Regions from separate parts of the Homo sapiens genome. Here regions 2, 3, 4 and 5 are each linked to region 1. A link is a contact called in ENCODE Hi-C or POLR2A ChIA-PET data. All regions are on one chromosome and are shown on one strand. Each heading gives the region's core, a stretch centred on a gene start or an enhancer-like site at or near the end of the contact. The rest is flanking DNA. Distances are from core to core; before and after follow the strand shown. Region 1 holds the start of DLG3-AS1 (DLG3 antisense RNA 1). Region 2 holds the start of TAF1 (TATA-box binding protein associated factor 1). Region 3 holds the start of NONO (non-POU domain containing octamer binding). Region 4 holds the start of FOXO4 (forkhead box O4). Region 5 holds the start of SNX12 (sorting nexin 12).

The links. Hi-C counts contacts between places; a loop is a spot of excess contacts on that map. ChIA-PET counts read pairs that join two places held with the same protein, here RNA polymerase II (POLR2A). Pooled maps may share reads with other maps.
Region 2: a loop to region 1 is called in a map of naive thymus-derived CD4-positive, alpha-beta T cell, with 12 times the contacts of the local background. The contact joins the promoter of TAF1 here to the promoter of DLG3-AS1 in region 1. A Hi-C loop is called at or near these places in 1 of 168 maps with a recorded cell type or tissue (naive thymus-derived CD4-positive, alpha-beta T cell), 2 of 37 single-sample maps with no recorded cell type and 15 of 50 pooled maps. POLR2A ChIA-PET finds 5 or more read pairs at or near these places in 2 of 52 experiments (CD8-positive, alpha-beta memory T cell and activated CD8-positive, alpha-beta T cell).
Region 3: a loop to region 1 is called in a map of naive thymus-derived CD4-positive, alpha-beta T cell, with 5 times the contacts of the local background. The contact joins the promoter of NONO here to the promoter of DLG3-AS1 in region 1. A Hi-C loop is called at or near these places in 1 of 168 maps with a recorded cell type or tissue (naive thymus-derived CD4-positive, alpha-beta T cell), 2 of 37 single-sample maps with no recorded cell type and 8 of 50 pooled maps.
Region 4: a loop to region 1 is called in a map of CD8-positive, alpha-beta T cell, with 6 times the contacts of the local background. The contact joins the promoter of FOXO4 here to the promoter of DLG3-AS1 in region 1. A Hi-C loop is called at or near these places in 1 of 168 maps with a recorded cell type or tissue (CD8-positive, alpha-beta T cell), 1 of 37 single-sample maps with no recorded cell type and 6 of 50 pooled maps. POLR2A ChIA-PET finds 5 or more read pairs at or near these places in 1 of 52 experiments (HCT116).
Region 5: a map of B cell shows a loop between it and region 1 (10-fold over the local background). The contact joins the promoter of SNX12 here to the promoter of DLG3-AS1 in region 1. A Hi-C loop is called at or near these places in 4 of 168 maps with a recorded cell type or tissue (B cell, naive thymus-derived CD4-positive, alpha-beta T cell and sigmoid colon), 3 of 37 single-sample maps with no recorded cell type and 12 of 50 pooled maps.

Annotation. Positions count from the first base shown.
Region 1 is chrX:70,454,638-70,457,445 of GRCh38, reverse strand. It overlaps DLG3-AS1 (DLG3 antisense RNA 1), which reads left to right and starts at 1,452. Exons shown (of 2, transcript NR_109801.1): 1 at 1,452-1,501. The region is part of intron 9 of DLG3 (discs large MAGUK scaffold protein 3); the gene reads right to left. RefSeq lists silencers at 2,275-2,504, 2,242-2,668.
Region 2 is chrX:71,364,935-71,367,742 of GRCh38, reverse strand. TAF1 (TATA-box binding protein associated factor 1) reads right to left here and starts at 1,386. Exons shown (of 38, transcript NM_004606.5): 1 at 1,249-1,386; 2 at 130-244. The coding sequence starts at 1,368. RefSeq lists enhancers at 81-776, 1,295-1,344, 1,835-1,884, 2,053-2,622 and a silencer at 1,505-1,694.
Region 3 is chrX:71,282,238-71,285,045 of GRCh38, reverse strand. NONO (non-POU domain containing octamer binding) reads right to left here and starts at 1,411. Exons shown (of 12, transcript NM_007363.5): 1 at 1,325-1,411; 2 at 593-649.
Region 4 is chrX:71,094,485-71,097,292 of GRCh38, reverse strand. FOXO4 (forkhead box O4) reads right to left here and starts at 1,442. Exons shown (of 3, transcript NM_005938.4): 1 at 312-1,442. The coding sequence starts at 764.
Region 5 is chrX:71,066,878-71,069,685 of GRCh38, reverse strand. It overlaps SNX12 (sorting nexin 12), which reads left to right and starts at 1,352. Exons shown (of 4, transcript NM_013346.4): 1 at 1,352-1,544. The coding sequence starts at 1,380. RefSeq lists silencers at 1,137-1,356, 1,196-1,389.

The sequences.
Region 1 (2,808 bases), core at 203-2,702:
GTCTTACTCTGATTGTTCTATTAGTCAAACCTATTTTTTAAATCTCTCATGCTAAAGGCTGCACTGGTTTGGCAAAGGTGCCTCAGAGGCCACCATGGAGATCACTCTAACCTTCCCCTCCACATCCATCTTTCTTTCCCTTACACTCTTCCTAGTCTGTCCTCTGTTAATTCCCCAGTATCCTTCCTGTTGCTCCTCCACTTTTAACTAGGTGTTAGGTCCCTCAGGTGTTCACAAGCATGGTCTGTCCCAACTGGTAGACCTCAGGATTAAGCTGATTTGCTGACCCTCTGATGCTGACCTTCAGCAACTTTCCCTTCTTAGACAAGTTATATCTTGGCTCTCTTGTCATTGTTTCAGTATGCACAATGAAGAATTGGACCACTTGATCCTTTCCAGCTCTCACATTCACGTGAAGAAAAAAAAATTCAAGTAATGAACACTTACTTGGCCAATCACATGCAAGGTCTCTTGCCAACCAACATACATGTATTTGGATTATTCATTTTGTAAATACCCACCGTGATGTAATCCTCTGAAGAACCACACTTGTTTATAAATTGATCAACATGGAGTCCTTATTTTTAAAAACTAGCACTTTACCAAAGAAAATTTAGAGCCCAACACAGAATGCTTGACAGTCCCTCTGGACCAGTCTCCAGGGATCTGTTTTCAAAAGGGGAAAAAAAAAAAAGCTTTTGCATGTTGGGGACTTGCTGGATTTACCAAACCAAAGGAGGAAGTAAGATTGATTGGGGTGGCAGAGCCTTAACAACAGTGGTTCACCTAAATCCTAAGAGAAGAAAGGCCTTATTTGGCAAGTAGTAGAAAGAACTAGCATAAAACAGCACCTCAACCTACATTATAAACTCTCAGAAATATGCTCAGAGAGCAATAAACACTGCAGGAATCCCCTTACCCTGGACAACCTGCAGCTTTTTATGCAAGCCAGTTGCATTCCCCTAACAAGTCATAGAAATATGTAGTCACTAGTATCCAGCATACCCCCACCACACACAATTCACAGTATTGTTTCCATGTGCCCAACATCAGAGAGCAAAACCGAAAGAAACATCAATTTCTCCTACAACATACACACACAAATACGCAAGAAAAACCATTTCCTTTGCAGAACCTGTGTTGTCTAAGTTGTGGGCATGAAATGCACAAATATTAGTTGCTAATAAAAATCAGACGGTTAGCTCTGTACTGGAAAGCGAACAGCACACACATAAATCATAAAAAAACAATATCCCTAAGGTGCGTTCCTGATCAGTAAGCTGAAAACCAAACAAGGAGAGAAATGACTCAAAGTGTCCATTTGCATCCCTCTTTCTCATTACCTCAGACCAACAAGCTCTCTCTCCTGTGAGTTACCTCCCTGCACTTCTGTCCTCGATCAGAAGAGCCTCGTGGAAAAGGTCGCAGGCTCTCTCTTCTTTCCCTTCAGGATCTTGAGGCACTGAAGGAGCATGGGGGGAGGGGAACGGAAAGGACAAAGGTAGGCGCTTTCCATCCCTTTCGGCTTGGCGACGGGGCTCCCAGCCTCTCCCCCTCTCATCGCGGAAATAGAGCACCTGCCAGGGAGAGGTCGGTCCCTTCCACCTTAGTAATCGGCCCACAGGGCCTAGGTGTCCCAGGAGCCCAGGCGCTGCAGCCCTAGGGGACAAAGGGGAGGAGGAGGCGAAAGAAGTCGGGAATGGTACGAATCCCTTGCAAACAAAAGGGAGGGGGCAGAATACCAAGCCGGTCGCGGCTGTTCTCAGAGGTGGACAGGTTGGGTGGAGAAATGGGTGTCGGGGGAGGGGAAGATTTAGAAAATTCCTCTAGGGCAAGGGATTAGGGAGCTGCTTGGGGGCGCAGCAGCCAGCAGGAAGGGGGCTGAGGCAGGACAGAGGCCCTGGGGTGAGAAGGGGGCACAGCTCGCTGTGGGGGAGAGGTGATGGCTAAGAGGTGAAGGCCAGACTGGGCCCAGTGTAGGGTGAGGGGGCGCTGAGCCCCGCGCGGCGCTCCGAGGGGCCCTGAGGAGGGTCTCAGAAGGAGCCTGGGGGCACGCAACGAAGGCATTCGAGGGAGAGGGCAGAATTGGGGCACGCAGTGTTGGAAAAGAGGCTGAGAACAGAGCCGTAGAGAGGTTAGGGGGGACTGCGAGGGGGCCTGACCCCCGTCCGCCCCACCTCACCTGGCGCCGGGTCGGAGTCCAGATCTAGTGCTGAGAAAGCGCCAGCTCCGGCCAGTCCCTCCGTCCCGCGCGGGAGACCACGGACACAAAGCGGGGCGCGCGGGAGGAGGGGAGGAGAGAGGAGGGGGAAGGAGGGAGGAGGAGGAGACGCCTGAGGCGCGCGATGGGGGGAAGGAGGGGCGCCTGCCGCCCTCCTCCTGGGTCAGGGGGCGGGGCATGCGGCTGGAGGCCGCCCTCAGCCGGCCAATGGCCACTCCACTGGCCCGCAGGCTAGGGCGCGCCTTCCCGCGGCTCACCTCGGCACCTGGGCCTCGGTTGGCCCCAGCCAATCAAACGCCTTTATTTGCATGACCAGCCCCGCCCATTCGCCCCAGCCAAGGACTGCTCACTGAGAATACAAAGAAGGCCCCCCGGAGGGGAGGGAGTCGACTCCAGTTGGCCTATCCCAAGGGCATAGTATCACCTTTTCAGCGCGTTTATGGGTCTTTCACGGTCATCTTGATGAGGGGAGGGGAGTGGGGGTCACAGAGGTTTGGCCCAAGATCTCTTAAGAGGTCGGATCTCTTCTACCTGAGGTCCTTCTAACCAAGAGCTGCTCTCCTCTTCCAGGGCACACAGTTCCCAGT
Region 2 (2,808 bases), core at 137-2,636, 910 kb before region 1:
GCCCAGATCGCCCCACTGCACTCCAACCTCGGAGACAGAGCGAAACTCCGTCTTACACACACAAAAAAGTACATACATAGTAGGTGGCTAGCCTCCTCCCCCGCCTACTCCCCACAACCCAGACTTCACCTTCATCATTTACCAAGGCACCGTCAGTCCCGGTCAATTCTTCATTTGCCGTGAGTTCAGTGATCAGGCTGCCCAGCCCCAAAGCCCCCAAGCCTGCCAAGTGCTTCTTACATTCCTGAAAAAGGGACAGCACGAGTCGAAGATAACAACTAAACCTACGACTCCCACACCACAGGACTTATTTCCCTGGTCCACGACAAAGTCACAAATCCACATGAAAAATGACTGTGCAGTGTGCCAAAACAAGCAACACGTTCGAGAACTGTAATATACATCTACCAAACTCCGCATCGATCAGATCTTTATTAAAGCACCACAGCCAACTGCATCGCCCACACTTTAAAGTATACTACAAGAGAAGACGAATCAAATAACTACTGCCAAGACTGAATGAATGGAACGGTCGTTCTCGGAACGAGGGCCGAGGCAGGGGGATCAGTGGGATTGGAGGCGTCGAGGCGGGGCTCGTTCGGTCCCTGTTTCGCATGCGCCTGCGGCACAGGAGGGGCCACAGCGGCCGACAGCTTCACTCCTCAAGAAAACGGGCCTAAGTGAAGGCAGGGTAGTTTCACTAGGGCGCAGGACACTATTTCACGAAAGTCAGTGAAGACGCTGGGAGAGCCACCTAAAAGGCGCACTGTGACCAGGAGGCCCGCTCGGGTGCTAGGAACACCCCATTGTCCTAAGCCTGAGGCCGGAACCAAACGAGCGGGAGGCAGGTCCTGTCCAGTCCTCTGGCTCTATAGAGCCATCTCAGGGCAGCGATGTCAGAGGGGCAGGCAGTGTCAAGAATCTCCAAGCAGGTTACGGGTGGGAAGCCATCTCAGTAGGCGAAACCAGCATGTGTCCTACTGTCTGGTCGGCAGAGCGCTAGCTCCAAAGCCACTATTCCCTGCGCCCCTGGCCCCGGGCTCGCCTCGCGCTCTCTTCTGCCCACTCTCCCCCAGAACGATCACTCCCACGCCACGTTGCTCCCGCACCCATGAGGACGGGATCCTCCTCCCCGGCGTTAGCTGCGCCCTGTTCTCGCTGCCTGAGCACCCTCTCCTTTCCTCCCCGCACCTCCTTCCTCTGCTTAGCCCCACCCCCCGAGCCCTACCCCCACGCCCACCCCCTCACATCATCCAAGACGCTTTCCCCCTCCAGCTGCCCGGCTCCATTGATGTTGCCGAAAAGGAAACCCGCTAAAGAAAATGGGCCGCCTCCAGCGGAATCTTCGTCGCTGTCCGTGTCTGACATGATGGCGGCAGCAGTGATGGTAGCTGCTGTCCGCAGCAGCAAATCGCAGCCGGGTCCCATAGACCGGAAATAAAACAACAGTCGCCCAGAAGTGACTTACTGAGCTCCCTTACCCTACCAGCCTCTACCGGAAGCTCAAAACAGAGGGGAAAGGGAGGGGGAAGTGGGGAGAGGGGAGGGGGAAGGGGGGGAAAACCCGGAAAGACCGGCTATCCTAAGAGAAAGAAGTAACTACTTTACTAACGGCTTTTGATTCGACGCTACGGGATCAGGAGGATGGATATGTGGAAAGCGGTTGGTCAAAGAAAATATTCAGTCCCGCCCGCTCCCACTGCTCCGCGCGCGAGCTTTCTCACGGCACCGAATTAGAGCAGTGGCTCTTCCTCCAATCAGAAGGAGCTGCTCGAGTCACGTGGCTTACGCGCAGGCAACCTCGGGTTCCTGTACCACAATACCCGGAAGTAAGGGTAAGAGCCGGTCTTTGTGCTGCGTGCAATTTCACCGGTCCGTCCCAAGGAGAGACTTGACGTAAATTATACAGGCATTCCCGAGCTATGCAGGTTACTTGTTTTGAGTTGACATTTTTCCCTAGAAATTGATTTTTTGACCGGACGCGGTGGCTTACGCCTGTAATTCCAGCACTTTGAGAGGCCGAGGTGGGAGGATCGCTTGAGCCCACGAGTATGAGGCCAGCCTGGACAAGAAAGCGAGACTCCATCCATACACAAAATCAAAAAAATTAGCCAGATGTGGTGGCCAGTGCCTGTAGTCCCAGCTGTTGGGGGGTCTGAGGTGGGAGCCAGGAGTTGGAGTCTGCAGTGACCTGTGATCGGGCCACTGCACTCCAGCCCGCCTCAAAAAAAATACTTGTTCCCCCAACGTTTTATTTCGGAAAATGTGAAAGTTTAGTAAAATGAACAGCTGACCCCTCACCTAGACTCACAATGGTTAACATTTTGCTAGGATTTTTGTTTTTCTAAACCATTTATGGGCATCTTGTTCTTCACTCCTAAAAATAAGCATCTTAACTATGGAACCAAAGTACCTTTATCACAACTTTAGGAAGTAAGTCAATATTATTTAAGGAAGAGTCCGCACTTAAATTTCCCCAGTTGTCCTAGTTGGAACATTTTACGGGGTTTCGTCATGTTGCACAGGCTGGTCTCAGACTCCTGGGCTCAAGCAATCTGCCCGTTTCAGCCTCCCAAAGTGCTGGGATTGCAGCCATGAGCCAACACCCCGGCTTTCACCTTGCTTTTTTCACATATTATGATAATATAGACTGAAATAATTTCTTTACCACATCATAGCACTCTTCCTCATTCTCCCTTTTTTCCAATACTAGGATCCATTCACGTTTCATGCATTGTATTTGGTCATCTTCCTTTAGTCCAGAATCACCTGCCTTCTTGTTTGTTTTTCATGACACTAAATATTTGG
Region 3 (2,808 bases), core at 162-2,661, 830 kb before region 1:
TGGAAATATGTGCAGAACCCTCTTCAGAGTAATAAATTCACTGTCGCCTAAATACTGGGCCTCTGAAAAGAGAACACAGCACGAAGATCAGCAGCAAAGATTACTGTCTACTTGTGTCCCTGAGACTAATAATCCTGATGAAGAATTTTGAGAGAAAACACGTATTGCTGGTTGAGAAAGACTCTAACCACTGGGCATGCTACAGTTAAACAAATGTTTAGGTAGAGGACCAAACACTACATCACACATATCTGAAATCTAAATCTGGTATAAATTTACAAGACTGAGATGGCTGCCTGGATGGCCAGCCTGAAAGCTGTAAAATGAACTAAGGTCCTTCTCTAAGAGTTTCTTAGGACTTTTCATTTAATAACAAGGAAGGTGGACAAGGACACAGTATAAATATAACCAGGGCCCCCCCACTAGAGTTGCCAGATTTAGCAAATAAAATACACAACCCACAATTAAATTTGAAATTTAATTGAAAACTATGCAACATATACTTAAAAATAATTGGTTGTGTAGGTGAAATTCTAATTCAACTGGGTGCCCGGTGTTTTGTCTGGCAACCCTATCCCTTCCTTACACCTACCTCAACTTCGATTGCAGACAGCAAAGTGCCTCCCAGTTCCCTCTAACCTCGACTTCTCTGTTAAAAACACAAAGAAACGTGTCAGGTTATGGTAAGAGTTTCTCAAACTGGAAAATAAAATACTCGATGCGAAATCCATAAATTTAAGTTTCATTTTAAAAAGTGATGCTATATAAATGCGTCAAGGAGCTAGGCGGTTAGGACTTTAGAAAAAGGGCATACAGAAATCTGACTACGAAAGCGGCGGGCTCTGGATATGCAGAGGAACTTTCCAGCTAAGAGTTTTGACAAAGAAATATCGCTTGAGGGGCCCCACTTGCCCATTCTGAATTAATGGCCTCGCGGGGCCGAGAGGAGGAGCGCCCGACAAAGCGCCTCCTCCTCTAACCAACCACGACTTCAGCGATCTCTCATAATAGACCCCACACCGTCGGGCCCAGGGCGGCTCAGAGGCCGGCAACTTACTGACACGGGTAAGATTCGGAGATGAGTTGCACAAAGAAACAGGGCAGGAACGAAAATGGGGAAAGCCCGAAGCGAAGCGAGTTGAGAAAGGTGGCCCCCCGCGGGTGGGCTGAGAAGGCAGTGTGGCGGCAGAGACAAGGCCTCAAGGGGCCTCGGAAGCGCCATCCACCCTCCAAACCTAGCTTCGCCCTAGCCTCTTCCTTCGCTGATTGTTCCAAGAAATCCCACTACCCTCCCAAACAAGAACCAAGACGTCCCAAAACTCACCCTCTACCGACTGGTATCTCCTCGGAGTAACGGCGACGCTACACGGCCTCTCCCGTCCCGAGAAAAGAGCGCGCGACCGCCGGAAACGAGACGACGGAGCTCGGTGCCTGCCAAGGGGTACAAAATGGCGTTCTCGATTGGTTAGCTAAACTGCCAATCAAGGTTTAGCTCCCGAGGCGGAATCATTTTTCCGCCATTTCTTAGATTCTATTGGCTGCCGAATGCCAAAGGCTTGAGTTCGTGTGAACGACAGATGGGGACAAAGAGCGAGGCTTTGTACCTAATGCGCATGTGCAAGCGGCCTGGCGCGTGAGACGGGAAAGGAAAGGGGGAGGGGGAAAAGGAAAGGGAGAGGAGCTGGGGGTGGGGGTCGGAAGGAGAGACCTAAACGAACTGACTGAAAGACTGAAAGACCAAGTGGTGGGAGGGGGAAAGGAGAGGAGAAAAAGGGAGAGGAAAGTGGAAAGAGGGAGAGGAAGGGGAGAAAATGCGCGCGTAGGCGTGCTCGGAGCAGTCCTGCACTGCGCCTGTGCAAGAAGCAAGAGTAACAATGTCATTGTATTCAATGGAATAGATTTGGCCTTTTCCTACTGAAAAAAATGCCCCGCCATGTTTCTTTTTTCACACTTCCTTGTTAGGGCTTGCATCCTGACACCCCATACTTAATCATATTTCTAGATGCTTCTCCTGTTGCTGGGGCTACTCGGGAAACGCAACTGAAATAGTCAACTCTTTGGTCATGGTTACAGACGGGGTGGGGGAGGAGGGGGTGCATCATACCTTAGGCTCTGCGTGATTACACAGAATTGTAACCAGCACCCTCATTTCCATGGTAACCAGAAAACCTAGCAGTCCAAACATCACTATTGTTCCTATGATTTACTGAGAGATTCAACAGGTGTCATCATTGCCATGGATATATTGTAGGCCTCTAGATCAGACTGTATATTCCATAGGAGGCCTATCAGTAACTAACCTTCATTGTTTCAGTAATGCCTAACTCGCCCCGCCCCCGTGGTTAACCAAGGACTACAAGGATCAATTGATAAGTATGTGTTGTTAATTCCCATTAATTAATTCACACTCAGGGTTGCAGGGTATCCCAATGGGCACCACCTTATGTGGGGACACAATGATCTAGACTTGGGCTGTTCAATAGAACTGTGTGCAATGATGGAAAGGTCCTATGTCTGCTGTGTTCAATATGGCAGCTACTAACTATAAGTGGCCATTGAAATATGACTAATGCAACTGAGAACCTGAATTTTTAATTCCGGCTAGGTGCAGTGCTCATGCCTATAATCCCAGTACTTTGAGAGGCCGAGACGGGAGGATCGCTTAAGCCTAGGAGTTCGAGACCAGCCTGGGTAACATGGCGAAACTCCATCTCCGAAAAAAAGCAAAAATTAGCCTGTCGTGGTGGAGTGTCCCTGTAGTCCCACCTACTCAGGAGGTTAAGGTTAAGGTGGGAGGATAGCTTGAGC
Region 4 (2,808 bases), core at 193-2,692, 640 kb before region 1:
GGGAATAAGTGTTTGGGGCAGCCCAAGCCAAAGTGCTGCGAATATTGAGCAGTGAGCAGAGAATTCAATTTTCTCCAGGGCAGGGACAGTGTCTTATTCATCTGTGATCCTTCAGCATCAAGCACCGAGTGTGGCATATACTATGTACTAAGTAAATGTTTGTCTAACTGGAGATTGAAGGTGGATCTCTGGGCTTCCCAAAGGGGGTGGGGGTGGGAGGTAGTAAAAGGGGCCCCAGAGTAGAAGTAAGGGAGGCTAGGGGGTCCAGGGGGTAGATGGTGTTGGGAAGAAGGTAAGAGGGTCATAATTACCTTCCATCCTGCTGAGCTGTTGCTGTCACCCTTGTCCTTGAAGTAGGGTACAGTACGGACCATCCACTCGTAGATCTGGGCAAGTGTCAGTCGCTTCTCCGGGGCGCTTTCAATGGCCTGGCTGATGAGTTCTGCATATGACTGATTTCCCCAGGCATTCCGGCGGGAGCCTCCCTTCCGAGGACCTGTTACAGCCCCCAGGATTCCGGGCTGGGGGCCCCCGGCCGGCTCTGGGAGCCGAGAGGGCAACAGGATCGGCTCTGAGCGCCCCTCCGTGTGTACCTTTTCCCCCAGATCTGGCTCCACCTCGGGCGGCTCGGACGGCTGGTTAGCGATCTCTGGTCGGGGAAGGGGCCAGGTGCAGGAGCGGGGACGGCTCTGGGGTTCGAAGTCGGGATCTAGGTCTATGATCGCGGCAGCCTCTGTGGCTGAATTCTCATTCCCCGGATCCATACGTGGAGTTGGACCTCCCCGGCTCAGCGTTCAGTGAAGCCTGCCACAGTCCCTCACGATGCCTCCCCTCAGGGGGGAAGCATCGAGGGCCAGGAGGCACATTCCTGCCAGTCTTCAGAAAGTCGCGAACTTCCCCCTAGTCCCAGGACGCTAGTCCCTAAGCTGTCCCTTCACACAGTTCTCCGATCCCCTTCCCGACTACAGCCTGTAGCCTCAAAGCTCTTTCTGAGATGCCACCTGTAACCTCTGCCGAGCGAAGACACTTTTTCTGCAACCTCTCACTCAGCTTCCTGCTCTTTTAAACCTGAGGCACTGTATCCCCTCATATATTGCGCTCCCATCACCGAACGTCTCCTTAGCCGCAGTTCCCTCCCCCTTTTAAGTTGCTGCCCCCCGGACACTCCTCCCAAATTTCCTCCACCCGGATTGCTGCCCTCCCCCACGCCCCGCTCCCCCGCGTCACTTGCCCCTCCCCTGACTCCCCCTTCCCCCGCCTCTTCCCTTCTCGCCACTCTTACTAGGGTCCGGGTCCCCGCGGCTGCGGCCTCCCTTATTCCCGCACCGATTCCCCTATCAACCCCCCCCACCCCCCGCCCCCCGGGTTTCCCTTTTGTTTTGCTCCAAGCAGCAGCCCCCTCCTGACGTCTCTGTTTACCACTCGCCGGGGCAGCCATCTGCGCACGCGCCTCGAAAGCCAGTCGGGAAACCGAGTTCTGCAGTCGTGCCACCCTGGTCACTCTTGAGGACTACATCTCCCGTCCTGCTTCGCGGCCAGGAGCCCGATACGGCGGCAGGAGAGCGGCGTGGCAGGATATAACGAGGTGGAACTTTAATTATTAGAAGTCGTCGCGGACTCTTTCTTTTCTTAAGAATCGTTTTTCGCCCTTTCCCCCTTTCCATTGTCTCCCTTGTGATTCAGAGTCGTGTAGGTGACCAGATTGAGAGGTGCTAGCCCTTTCCCTCCTTCATTTAGGAGACGGCAAAAGGGAAAAAATTATTCTCTTAAAGATGCAGGAGACCAAGAAGCAAGAAGCAAGGAACTGACTAGAAAATAGGATGTATGCACGTTGGAGAGTTGGGTGGGGGGCTTGTGTAACATAAACAAATGGTTAGCCCACGGTGGTGTTCCTCCTCACCCCCTTCCTCCTCCCTCCACCCGCCTTCATCCCCCCATATGCAGTTCCCACTGACAGTGAGGTCTCACTTACCAATCAGTTTCCTCCACTGGCTCTTCTGGCTTTCCCTTCAACACCGATATTCTCCAGGTTCACATCTCCAACGGCTTCACTTCTCATTCAACAGGTCCAAACTCATTATCTGTTCCTGCACCCGCACCCCTATCCTCTGGCTACCCTTATCTCTGAATTTGACTTATGGTAGTCCTGATCTACCCAGTCTCCCAAGCTCCAAGCAGCAGCTTAGAGGTAATTACCCATTACTTCTTCATCTCCGTAACTTTCTACATCCAAATCCCAGTTCAAGACCTATTTATAACTGCATTTAAATTGTAGGATCAGCCGGGTGCAGTGGCTGACGCCTGTAATATCAGCACTTTGGGAGGTCGAGGCAGGCGGATCACTTGAGGTCAGGAGTTTGAGACCAGCCTGGCCAACATGGTGAAACCCATCTCTGCTAAAAATAGAAAAATTAGCCTGGTGTGGGGCACGCACCTGTAGTCCCAGCTACTTGGGAGGCTGAGGTGGGAGAGTCGCTTGAACCCAAGAGGTGGAGGTTGCAGTGAGCCAAGATCATGCCACTGTGCTCCAGCCTGGGTGACAGAATAACACCCTGTCAAAAAAAAAAAAAGGTGCAGTATCATCTTAATTGGATCTCCTTCCATCAGTCTTTACCTCACTACAGTTTATATTCAGAGCTGCCAGCAAGGTTACCGTTCTAAGAAACATGTCTGGTAATTATGGCTAAAATTTATGGAGCCCTTATTATGTGCCAGTCTCTGTGCAAATTGCTTTACGAACATTAGTTCATTTACTCCTCAATCATTTACTCCTCAATTCAACCCCATGAGGTAGGTACCACTATTATC
Region 5 (2,808 bases), core at 103-2,602, 610 kb before region 1:
TACAGGTGTGAGCCACCGCGCCCGGCCTGCATATGCTGTTTCTTATTCCAGAAATTACCTTTCCCTATTTCCACTCCTATTTGTCCTTTATGTCTTTTCATGTCTGTTAAACTCAGATGTTTCCTCCTCCAGGGGAACCTCCCCTAATTTTTCCAGTTATACATTTCCTATGTGCTGCTTTGAACATTTACTTATTTTGTATTTGTCGCATTATATTAGTTTTGTTTACTTGTCTCCCTTGCTAGAATGTTAACTCCTTGAGGGCAGGGACTCTTATTTAACTCCAGGATTTTAGTGTTTAGCATGGTGCTTGGCACGTATTTGCTTAGTGGATATTGGTTAAATTGAATTAAACAGCAATTGTGAAATTGTAGGGCCTCATACTCTGTTGAAAGAATTTCAGGCATCAGTGATATGGGAAATATTTTTTGAGTAGAGGAGGGCAGGGGAAAGGTGGAGAAAGGATGACCTGAAATCATCACCCAGTCTACCCTTTAATGTGGAGCATATGTAAATTAGTCATATAAATATTAATATTTCTATAGATATTCTCATGTAAACATTTATTCTATCTCCATTATGGGTTGCAAGCAACCTCAGAGCAGTGCCAAGTATGGAGTTCTGCGGAGTAGAAATAGAAGGTATGAAATAAGTACCCTCAATTTGCTGATAAATGTAAGATTGAGTACACCTGGAGTGTGGCAACAAGGAGTAAGATATGCCCAATTTTCCTGAAAAGTAAGAGAGAAATGTCTTTCTTTACCCCATCCTAGTTGCTTGCTGCTTTCCTGGCGCCATACGTAGTGCTGAGTGCGCCATTGTGTGTGGCGTGAACTGAAACCATCAGTGGCACAGGTGGGACGGCTACGTTATAGGTTCTCAGTACTATTGTTGGAACCCCACCCTCCATAGACCACCCTTCTATTTTCGCGGAAAACCAGGACTTATTCAGGTCACTGGGCTTCGGCCTATCACTGTAGGAGCCTGGCTCACGGGGCAGTGCCCACTGTTGATTGATACACGGTACGAGACAATTTCTTGGGTTGAGGAGCCGCGATTGGCGGAGCCAGCCTGTGCTGCTAGGCAGGGTATTGGGTACTGCGTATTGGGGATGCAGGTTCCCGGGTGGCCACAAACATCACCCGGAAGCCTGAATATGGCCTCCACTCTACAGGGCGCGCAGCAGTCAGCACGGCCGCTATTCAGAGCCCGGGGCCCAGGCCCGTGCGGCGTGCGCGTGCGTGCGTGGGCGCGCGTGCGCGCCGCCGCCGCCTGTGGGTTGGCTAGTTATTTTGCAAGCGGGAGGGGCCGTGCGCGCTCCTGCCTCAGGCCTCTGTCCCCCACCCCCTTTCCCCGGTCCCAGGCTCTCCTTCGGAAAGATGTCGGACACGGCAGTAGCTGATACCCGGCGCCTTAACTCGAAGCCGCAGGACCTGACCGACGCTTACGGGCCGCCAAGTAACTTCCTGGAGATCGACATCTTTAATCCTCAGACGGTGGGCGTGGGACGCGCGCGCTTCACCACCTATGAGGTTCGCATGCGGGTGAGTCACGGGGTGAGGGAGACAGCTGAGGGAGGACCGGGCGGCGCGAGCGGGAGGGGGGAGGGAGGCTACCGCGGGGGCAACTAACGGCGGGGAAGACGCCTTAGGGGTCATTTGGGGGTTAGGGGTATAATAGGCTTGGAACGAGGTCTGCCGATTCAGTTGTGGCCGGAGGATGCAGAAAACTCCTGAGGGAGACATCGGACGGGGATGCAGGAAAGCTACCCATGAGGAAGTGAAGCATGGCTGGATAGGGTGGGGTGGATGGAAAAAGATTAGAGTGAGGAATTCAAGGAGATAGGAATCACGGCTGTAGCGACTGAAGGAAGGGAGGGAGGATGGAAGAGGGCTGGGGGATGGAAAGCCAAGGCGATATATCGCTGAGCTCCATAACTAAACTAGGTTGTGAGAAGTCTGAAGAGGGAGGGCAGGAAGGCCGGCTGCTTTCTAATGAGGTCTCCCTGGGATAATGGAGTAAAGCAAAGCCTTGAATTAAAGGGAAGGTAGATTCCAGAAAAGGCAGACAGTAGGCTTGTGGGAGCAGAAATAAGAAAGGGAGTCTCCTTGAGACCGAGCGCTTTCCTAACTTGTGTCGGATCAGCATCTGAAGGAGAGAAATGTTTTATGCTTAAGTTTTCGCAGATACTACGTGCTGTCTCGCCTTGAAACCTGGCCTGGCCCTGGGATTGGTGCCTTGTCAGTCACTGCTTTCATTCTATGTGGATCCTTTAGATTTGAAGTATCCAGAATGTTTATTTCAGTATTTATTGACTCTCGTTTAGGTACTTTGTATATGAATGGCTTTTTGCCCTTTCTGTCCTAGATTACCCTTTTGGATTCTGACCCTGGTCTGTAGTTACTTTAATACATGACATTTCAGAATTGCCCAGGAGTGGCTTCTTCCAGCATGCATGATAGAGGACTTTACTCTCTAGTGCTTAGCCCATAATGCAAGGATGGAATGTGCAGATAGAGTACTTGGTTTGCAGGATCTTTTGCCCACTTGAAGTGGTTATAGGCAAAACAGTTTGAGAATCATTTTCTAGTTTTCCTTATGTTTTCTTCTCAGACTAAAAGGCCAGAATATTCTCTGTGGACAGCATCCTGCTCAAACAGCATTGAAGAACTAAAAGAGTGTATGTGCTTTCATTGTTGAAGGAGTGAATTGAATGAGAAATTGTGGTCTCCTACTTGGGCTTTGAAATCTTATTGAGAAATTATGATTTCCAGATTCCAAGTTTGGCAAAGTCCAAACTGAAGAAAG